2 separate regions of the Homo sapiens genome follow, and region 2 is linked to region 1. The links are chromatin contacts, found by Hi-C or POLR2A ChIA-PET in ENCODE. All regions are on one chromosome and are shown on one strand. The core of a region is the stretch at or near the end of the contact, and the rest is flanking DNA. Distances in the headings are between cores, read along the strand shown.

Region 1 (3,846 bases), core at 598-3,097:
ATATTTAAGATATATATAGTCAATATAGTATTGTATAATATAGTCAAATGTATTTTCTAGTCAGTACATTTCAGTTCAAAAATAATAACTAAAATTTAATTACCCCTTGTTTGTCACTGTTCCACGCACTTAAGATGTTAATACATTTTATCCTCACAAAAAACCCAGTGAGGTAGAACTATTTTTATCCTTGTTTCACAGATGAGGCAACTAAGGGACAGAGCTGTTAGATAATAAGCAACAAAGTGGGAATTTAAACCTGGTTAGTCTACATCTAGAGTCTTCGTTCATTACCATTACCCCATGCCTTCTCTCTAATTTACTGTTACAGAATGTTGGGATTTTTTTCTTTTCTTCCTTCCTTCATTTTTTCCTTCCATCCTTCATTCCTCATTCCTCCATTCAGCAAATATTCTATTCTGACACACTGTGACCTGAATTTACTTGTGTATCCAGTTATAATGAGTTAATATGTAAGATTTTTATTTTGAGTTATGCCTTACTCACAAATCAACTTTGGATTATGACCCATCAAGAAGTTGAGACTGGCCTTTACCTATTTTCAAACTCAAACATAGGATGGCAGTAAATTGCAATACTGGAGACAGCTCAATGAAAATTGAACATGTCATATTTTGTCCTCATGTAGCAAGAACCATATTTAAGTCTTAGCAGGCCAGGCATGGTGGCTCACCCCTGTAATCCCATCACTTTGAGAGACTGAGGTGGGAGGCTGACTTGAGGCCAGGAGTTCAAGACCAGCCTGGGCAACATAAGAGACCCCCATCTCTACAAAAATGTTGTAAAATTAACCTATGTGGGTGTGTGTGCCTGTAGTCCTAGCTACTTGGAAGGCTGAAGCAGGAGGATTGAACCCAAGAGTTCAAGGCTATCGAGCGCCACTGCATTCCAGCCTGGACAACAGATCAAGACCCTGTCATTCATAAATAAATGAGAACATAAAACACATGCATACAGTCTTAGTAGAACCTAAATGGGATTTAAGGCTCTCTTCTGGGCTTTCTCCATGTGTTTCAACAAAATGAAATAGTTACCATTTGATGGCTATTTATGTATTTTCTTTATACACAAAGTGTACAAAATGTGCTTCATTTCTATATTACATAGGTAGAGGCTGTTGAGTCTCAGTAAAAAATTTCATTGACATTTTGTTTTTCTTAATCTGAATAGGATTAAGTCTTGGTAATTTTAAATATACTGACTTCAGTTTGCTGTATTCAGCAAATATATTCACAGCTAAATGTCTCAAAATGTATTAAACAAGTGTTTACACTTTGGTTTTATAACTGTACATCATCTTTATTACAAAAATCCCTATATTTTTAGCAGCTTATCCTTTTTACTATGTGCAGTGTCCAAATTAATGTTCCACCAGAAGGGTATGTCTTATTAATAGCGAAGAGTTGATGAGCATATCAATTTCATGGGACATTAAAAGAAATCATTTAATCCACACTTGCCCCACCTCACTCTATTTTTTAGGTAAAAAAAACTGAGGTCTAGAGAGGTTTAATGACTTATGTATCTCACATAGCTAGTTCACATCAGAGACAGAAATAGATCCTCTTGACTCTTATTTCCATGTTTGTTTCATTCCGTTGGCCTGTTTATGACCAAATAGTTGATGAATGGTAGCAGTTCCATTGACTAGTTTCTTTCCTTCTCTTCCAGTTCTTGCTGTCAGGGGAACTGGCTAATTAACAATCATTTATTATACACTATTTTAGAGCACAGTTCTCTTAAGCTGTCTCTCTGCCTTCATATGGCTTTATGCCATAGATGGAGGCTTGGAGTAGAATCTGTCCCTGGCACGCAAACAACACAAGTCTGGAATTCCAGACCAGTGTTCTCTGAACAAGTGGCATCTGCCTTCTGGTCCCTGGGTGCCATAAAAAACAGAGTTAAACACTGACCTTGCCTGGTAAGGTCATGGTCTAAATTAAATAGTCAAAATACAAAAAAGATGTGAGGTAATAATGGGATTTAGCAACAGTGAGCCTAATGTTCTGCTTATCATTGTATAATGCAAGAAATTTCTTAGACGAGCATTGATACAAGGATTTGGTGGAAACAGAGTCAGTGTGTCAGAAGGAGTAAATTATTTAAGAGTGTGAATACTGAGATACATTAATGTCAGGAAGGAAATGAGATGCCAAAAGTAGATGTATTTGATAATTTGTTCCCTCTATCTTCCCCCAAATTATTTGGTGATGTGATTGTTACTTGACTTTCTTTTTCTTTGTTTTGGAGTAAGTGGAGTAAATAGGGTTAAGGCATTGAATGATTATCTCAGTTTATGTAGTCCTTAGAAAGTTGTAAACCATTAAATTATTTTAAATCGTTTTTTAAGAATGAGATAAACATTAAGACACCAAGGTGACTTGATTATTTTTAAAGAGTACACATTCATGATGGGTTTTTTTTTTTCCTGAAAAACAGCTCCCCTAGTTCTGTAATCTTTTGACTTGCTGTAAAAAATGAAAATGTCTTTATTTCTAAATTCTAAACAACATGTGGTTGGGGAAATGTGGTGACATTAAGAAAAATACTCATATTCTGAACTTTAGGCAAAGCAACAGTGCAATACAGATGTAAATTATGTTATCAAGGACAATTTAGAATATACAACTGTTAAGAAAAGTGATTCCAAAGTGGAAATTAGATTTTGAGCTACCTTTAATTATAGTTTACTTCTTTTTTTTTTTTTTTTCCTTTTTTGAGTCGGAGTCTTGCTATGTCACCACCCAGGCTGGAGTACAATGGCTCGATCTAGGCTCACTGCAACCTCCACCTTCTGGGTTCAAGAGAGTCTCCTGCCTCAGCCTCCCGAGTAGCTGGGACCACAGTTGTGCACCACTACACCGAGCTAATTTTTGTATTTTTAGTAGAGATGGGGTTTCACTATGTTGGCTAGGCTGGTCTTGAACTCCTGACCTCAGGTGATCCGCCCACTTTAGACTCCCAAAGTGCTGGGATTACAGGCATTAGCCACCGTGCCAGGCCCAGAATGTTCTGGTCAGTGACTGAAATTGATCAAAATGTATTTATGTAATTCTTCCCCGTTCATTCATTTAGAATTTTTTACTACCCACCCACCTCACCCTCTCAAATTGAATTGTGCATTTTAATGTTCTCTTCTGGCCATTCTAATGATGGAAATGTAAACTGTTTTCTATAAACCTTCTCATCCTCACCTATTTATATTTAATTTGCAAATCTGATGTTAAGGGGAGAGAAGTGGAGAGCATGAGGAAGGGTAGTTGAGTTGGTGAATGTTTTGCATCCTAGAATACTTCATCACAGATGTTAAAGTCTCAGAAAGTCGTTTCTTTTTTTTTTTTTTCTTTGAGACAGTATCTCACTCTGTTGCTTAGGCTGGAATTCAGTGGACTCACTGCAGCCTCGACTTCCTGGGCTCAGGTGATTCTCCCATCTCAGCCCCCCTGGTAGCTGGGACTACAGGTGTGTACCACCATGCCCAGATGATTTTTTGTATTTTTTGTAGAGTTGGGTTTTTGCCATGTTGCCCAGGCTGGTCTCGAACTCCTGGGCTCAAGTGATCCACAGCCTCAGCCTCTCAAAGTGCTGGGATTACAGATATGAGCCAGTGCACCCAGCCTAGAAAGTCATTTATAAAGCCTATTCAAATTGCCCAGGTCTGACTGTGTGCTTTTATCAGGGTAATAGGATGCTCCATTGGCATTTTAGCACTTCTGCCAGAATTATTGATTGGGAAGCTGCTTACAGTTCTGATGCACATCACAGGAAGCTGGTGCAAAATTAAGATGGCATATGTGATGAGATAAAGGCTGGGTTAGAAAAGTG
Region 2 (3,846 bases), core at 725-3,224, 42 kb after region 1:
AATGCTGTAGTTGTGGTTATAGCCACATAATGTTAAAAGTAAATGTGTCAAATACTGAATGATACTGCATTTGTCAATGCCCATATTTAATAGTTTATGTATCATATATTGACATTATAACCTTCATTTTATTTCTTTATTTCAAATTTTTAAAAAACTGTAGGATAGCAAGCATAGCATTAGCTCTCAGTTTTTAAAATATGCTTTTAAGCCTAATTCTCAGTGTGATGCAATCACTAAATATGACTCTGCTAAAGGAGTCATATTATCAACATGACCTATTACACTAAGTGCCCCTCTGCAAATGAAACTGTAAAGTACCTAGTATAGTACCTGGCACAGAACAGCTTCTTTTTTTTTTTTTTTTTTTTTGAGACAGAGGTTCTCTCTTGTTACCCAGGCTGGAGTACAGTAGTGCCATCTTGGCTCACTGCAACCTCCATCTCCCGGGTTCAAGTGATTCTCCTGCCTCAACCTCCCGAGTCGCTGGGATTACAGGCGCCCGCCACCACGGCCAGTTAATTTTTTTGTATTTTTAGTAGAGATGGGTTTCACCATGTTGGCCAGGCTGGTCTCAAACTCCTGACCTCAGGTGATCCGCCCACCTTGGCTTCCCAAAGTGCTGGGATTACAGGCCTGAGCCACCACATCCGGCCGAACAGTTTCTTAAGAAATGTTCATTCCCTTCCCTCATACTAGTTTGTTGTTTTCTTTCTTGTATTGGTTCATTTGCTGTCATCTTCCCAAATTTATGGGATATGTATTTTCAGAATGTATCACTTTTTTAGGAGAACCTGTTTTTCACTGGGACTAGTTAAAAGGAATGAAGCCCTCATTACTGTATTTTGCTGCTTACTCCCAAATATTGGAAAACAAGAAAGACGCTAGGGGAAAAGTTATTCTGTTAATTTGAAGTCTTGATTTTTTTCTGGTATATTATGCTGAAGAAATGTATTGTTTTCCATCTGCAGATCCCTTGCAAGCAAAAAAAGTCAGAAAGGTGCCTCCTGGTTTGCCTTCTTCTGTAAGTACCTATCTTTTTTTAACTTGATGGTAAACAAACTGATTTCAAGTGTTCCGTATTACCTTGCTACAAGGGTACATTCGATTGATGCGAGTGGGCATACTTTACATAGTAATTGTTCAGTGCTTAACAAAATCATTGATTGAGGTAAATCCACATTTAATGTTTGGTTTTTAGATTTCTCTGCAATGATTTGTAGCTTACTCATATGCTCTTACTCCTTGTCCCTGTCATTTGAATTCCCCTCTTGGGAAGAGGACTAGGCCAGTAGCTGTCAAAGATGATCTCCTATGCAGGTCTTTTGATGTTTAATTAGTCATTATGTTGCTGAACAGGAGGACAGACAGAGATTAATAGCTGAAAATCTTAGAAATTTACATTTGTAATAATCCCAATGGAGCTAAAGACATTAAGATTCGGAGTACATGTTTGGCTCAGCTTGCCTCAGTAGGACTGAGGTTATTAATATGCATAAATCACCAAGTCAGATGTTCATTGTGAAGCCCTTGTGGGTTTTAAAGCCTTCATTAAGCCTTTCCTAACTTCAGCCTAGCATCAGGAAAGCTTTCAAGCAACTAGTTTGTTGATCCCTCTTTGCTCAAAAATGTATCCTTTGAGAATAAAGGGCTTTGATGAAGAAGGTTGGAAAGGTTTGGTGGAACAATCATTAATGGCCATGATAATCTAATACTGTAGGGGCGACTGTGCTATTAAATATACTTTATTCTTTAAAGGAGTAAAAGTACTTGTAAAGGAACCTGCATCGTAAATCTACCTACAATTTTTAAATCTCTGGTGCAAAAAACGGAAGTTTTTTTTTCTTCTCCCTTTGCTTAGAAGAAATGGTGAGTGAGGCTGTTTGATTGAGGCCCCAGTGCCTTGTAGGGTACATCTTTTTGTTGTGTAAATGGATGTTGGGCTTTTATTTGGCAGTACTTAACCCATGGGCGCAGGTGCCGCCAGATGAGTCAGCTCATCGAAGTATAGACTGAATGGAATATCCGGCTTGGCAAGTAGTAATCTAGAAGGAGCAGCATGGGTCTGAGCTTTTTAGTTTTTATTAAGGCTGAAGTAGAGATACAATCTTTTTGGTTGTCTGCCTTCCTTCTTTTCTGTGTTATTCCCCTGCCTTCTCTACCGTGTGATACATGAAAAGTCGAATTTGAAATCCTCTCTGTAACTCAGTTCCAGATGGATCTGAGTTTTATGCAGCCTAGGGCAGCTGTGCTCTGAACCTGCAGCCTACCTGGAAGGTTGGCTTGCAGCTGCAGGCATTCTTAAAAGCTTTTGCTTGCATAAGCACTTGGGCCCACTAGAGACTGCTTGATAAACAAAATGAACACAATGCCTCAAATCGTTATTCCCGAAGACAGGAATTTTTTTTCAGCAGCAGCTAAAAATAGTTGGCAATTTACATTTTAACAGTTGTGTGCTATGCAGGGGTAGGTGGTTCAACAGCATAACAGATGATTTCTGTTAAATTAACAGAAATCATATTAAAACTGACAGTACTGCTAAAACATGTAGCAGTGCAATTTTCTTGTAATTTATTACTGTAATTCAATGAGAGTAATAAAAGTTAAATTACACATTAATATTTAGTAGAACTATACAGGTTAAAAAAACAGATTAGTGAATGAAAAATTCATCTCATTTCTTAACCTGACATTAAGAAACAGTGTATGTTCAGTGTTCCATAGTTCTTTGATTTTAAAAGCAGTAGGCAAAATGGACAGAACAGTCTGGAAGGAGAGTAGACACTGGAGGTCACCAGCATTTCTTACATTCGTAATCGTAATAACATTCATTACTTGGAGGTAGTAGTTCTCTGTATTGTCTCAGGTATCTGGAACAAGTCACTGAATTCTGATGAAACTTGATTTCTTTGAGAACCATTAGGAAATTTTGCAGGCCAAGCCTACTTATATATTGTATTTTACTAGCTATATTAGTATATATTAAATGTTATTAAGGATGTATAAATAACACATTCATTTTAATTAACTGAAAGTATGTTTTAGATAAAATGCTGTGTTGAAACCTCAGGGTCTTTTTGTTTTATTTTGGTTTTTTTGAGGCAGGATCTCACTCTGTCACACAGGCTGGAGTGCAGTGACACAGTCACTGCAAACTACAGCCTTAACCTCCTTGGCTCAAGCGACCCTTCCACCTCATCCTCCCAAGTAGCTGGGACTACAGGGACAGGCCACCACGGCTGGCTTTTTTTTTTTTTTTTGTAGAGACGAGGAGGTCTCTGTCCAGGCCAGGATGGTCTTGAACTCCTGGGCTCTGTGCTTCTCCTGCCACAGCCTCTCAAAGTGCTGGGATTGTAGGTGCGAGCCACCACACCCGGCTGAAATCTCAAGTATTTAAAAAAGAAAACAGAAAAACCTTAAAGACAGATATTTTTCCCACTTCTAGGATTAACTGAAAAGATTTTAAAAGAAAATACTTTAATAAATAATGACAAAATATGTCCTAAGAACACTTAAGGTTATACTGTTTACCTTCTCAGGATCTAAAATAGAATTTTAAGTTGTGATTTCCTATTTCAGAGCTTTTATTGAAAAATATGCAAACTATAAACTTTTGACATGCAAACTATAAGAAAAATGGAGTATTAAAAATGAAAATTGACTATGTATATTTTATTTTATGATAATTTGAATATTATACTTTCCAAACCATATTGGAAATTTGGCAGTAGCATTCAGGATTTCATCAGTTTCCTACTTGTTCATTCTATCTTTAATCTGTAAAATATATGTGACTTTTTCTAAAGAAACAGTGAAAGGACTAAGTATCGCTGATACTGATACAAA

What was found. A loop is a pair of places that touch in the nucleus more often than their neighbours do. ChIA-PET counts read pairs that join two places held with the same protein, here RNA polymerase II (POLR2A). Pooled maps may share reads with other maps.
Region 2: a map of right lobe of liver shows a loop between it and region 1 (2.7-fold over the local background). The contact joins two enhancer-like sites. A Hi-C loop is called at or near these places in 7 of 168 maps with a recorded cell type or tissue (HAP-1, esophagus muscularis mucosa, motor neuron and 3 more), 3 of 37 single-sample maps with no recorded cell type and 7 of 50 pooled maps. POLR2A ChIA-PET finds 5 or more read pairs at or near these places in 3 of 52 experiments (A673, MCF 10A and OCI-LY7).

The regions. Positions count from the first base shown.
Region 1 is chr15:57,154,839-57,158,684 of GRCh38, forward strand. All of the region lies in intron 5 of TCF12 (transcription factor 12), which reads left to right. Among named protein-coding and RNA genes, the nearest start is that of SNORD13D, 120 kb to the right of the region's middle. Within about 2 kb of position 1,848, at least 3 of the 41 ENCODE cell types and tissues checked have a DNase peak (open chromatin) inside an H3K27ac peak, as active enhancers do; they include A673, where a contact is called at or near this core.
Region 2 is chr15:57,196,802-57,200,647 of GRCh38, forward strand. It overlaps TCF12 (transcription factor 12), which reads left to right. Exons shown (of 21, transcript NM_207037.2): 8 at 972-1,024. Among named protein-coding and RNA genes, the nearest start is that of SNORD13D, 80 kb to the right of the region's middle. RefSeq lists enhancers at 1,068-1,737, 1,738-2,407, 2,408-3,077. Within about 2 kb of position 1,975, at least 2 of the 41 ENCODE cell types and tissues checked have a DNase peak (open chromatin) inside an H3K27ac peak, as active enhancers do; they include A673, where a contact is called at or near this core.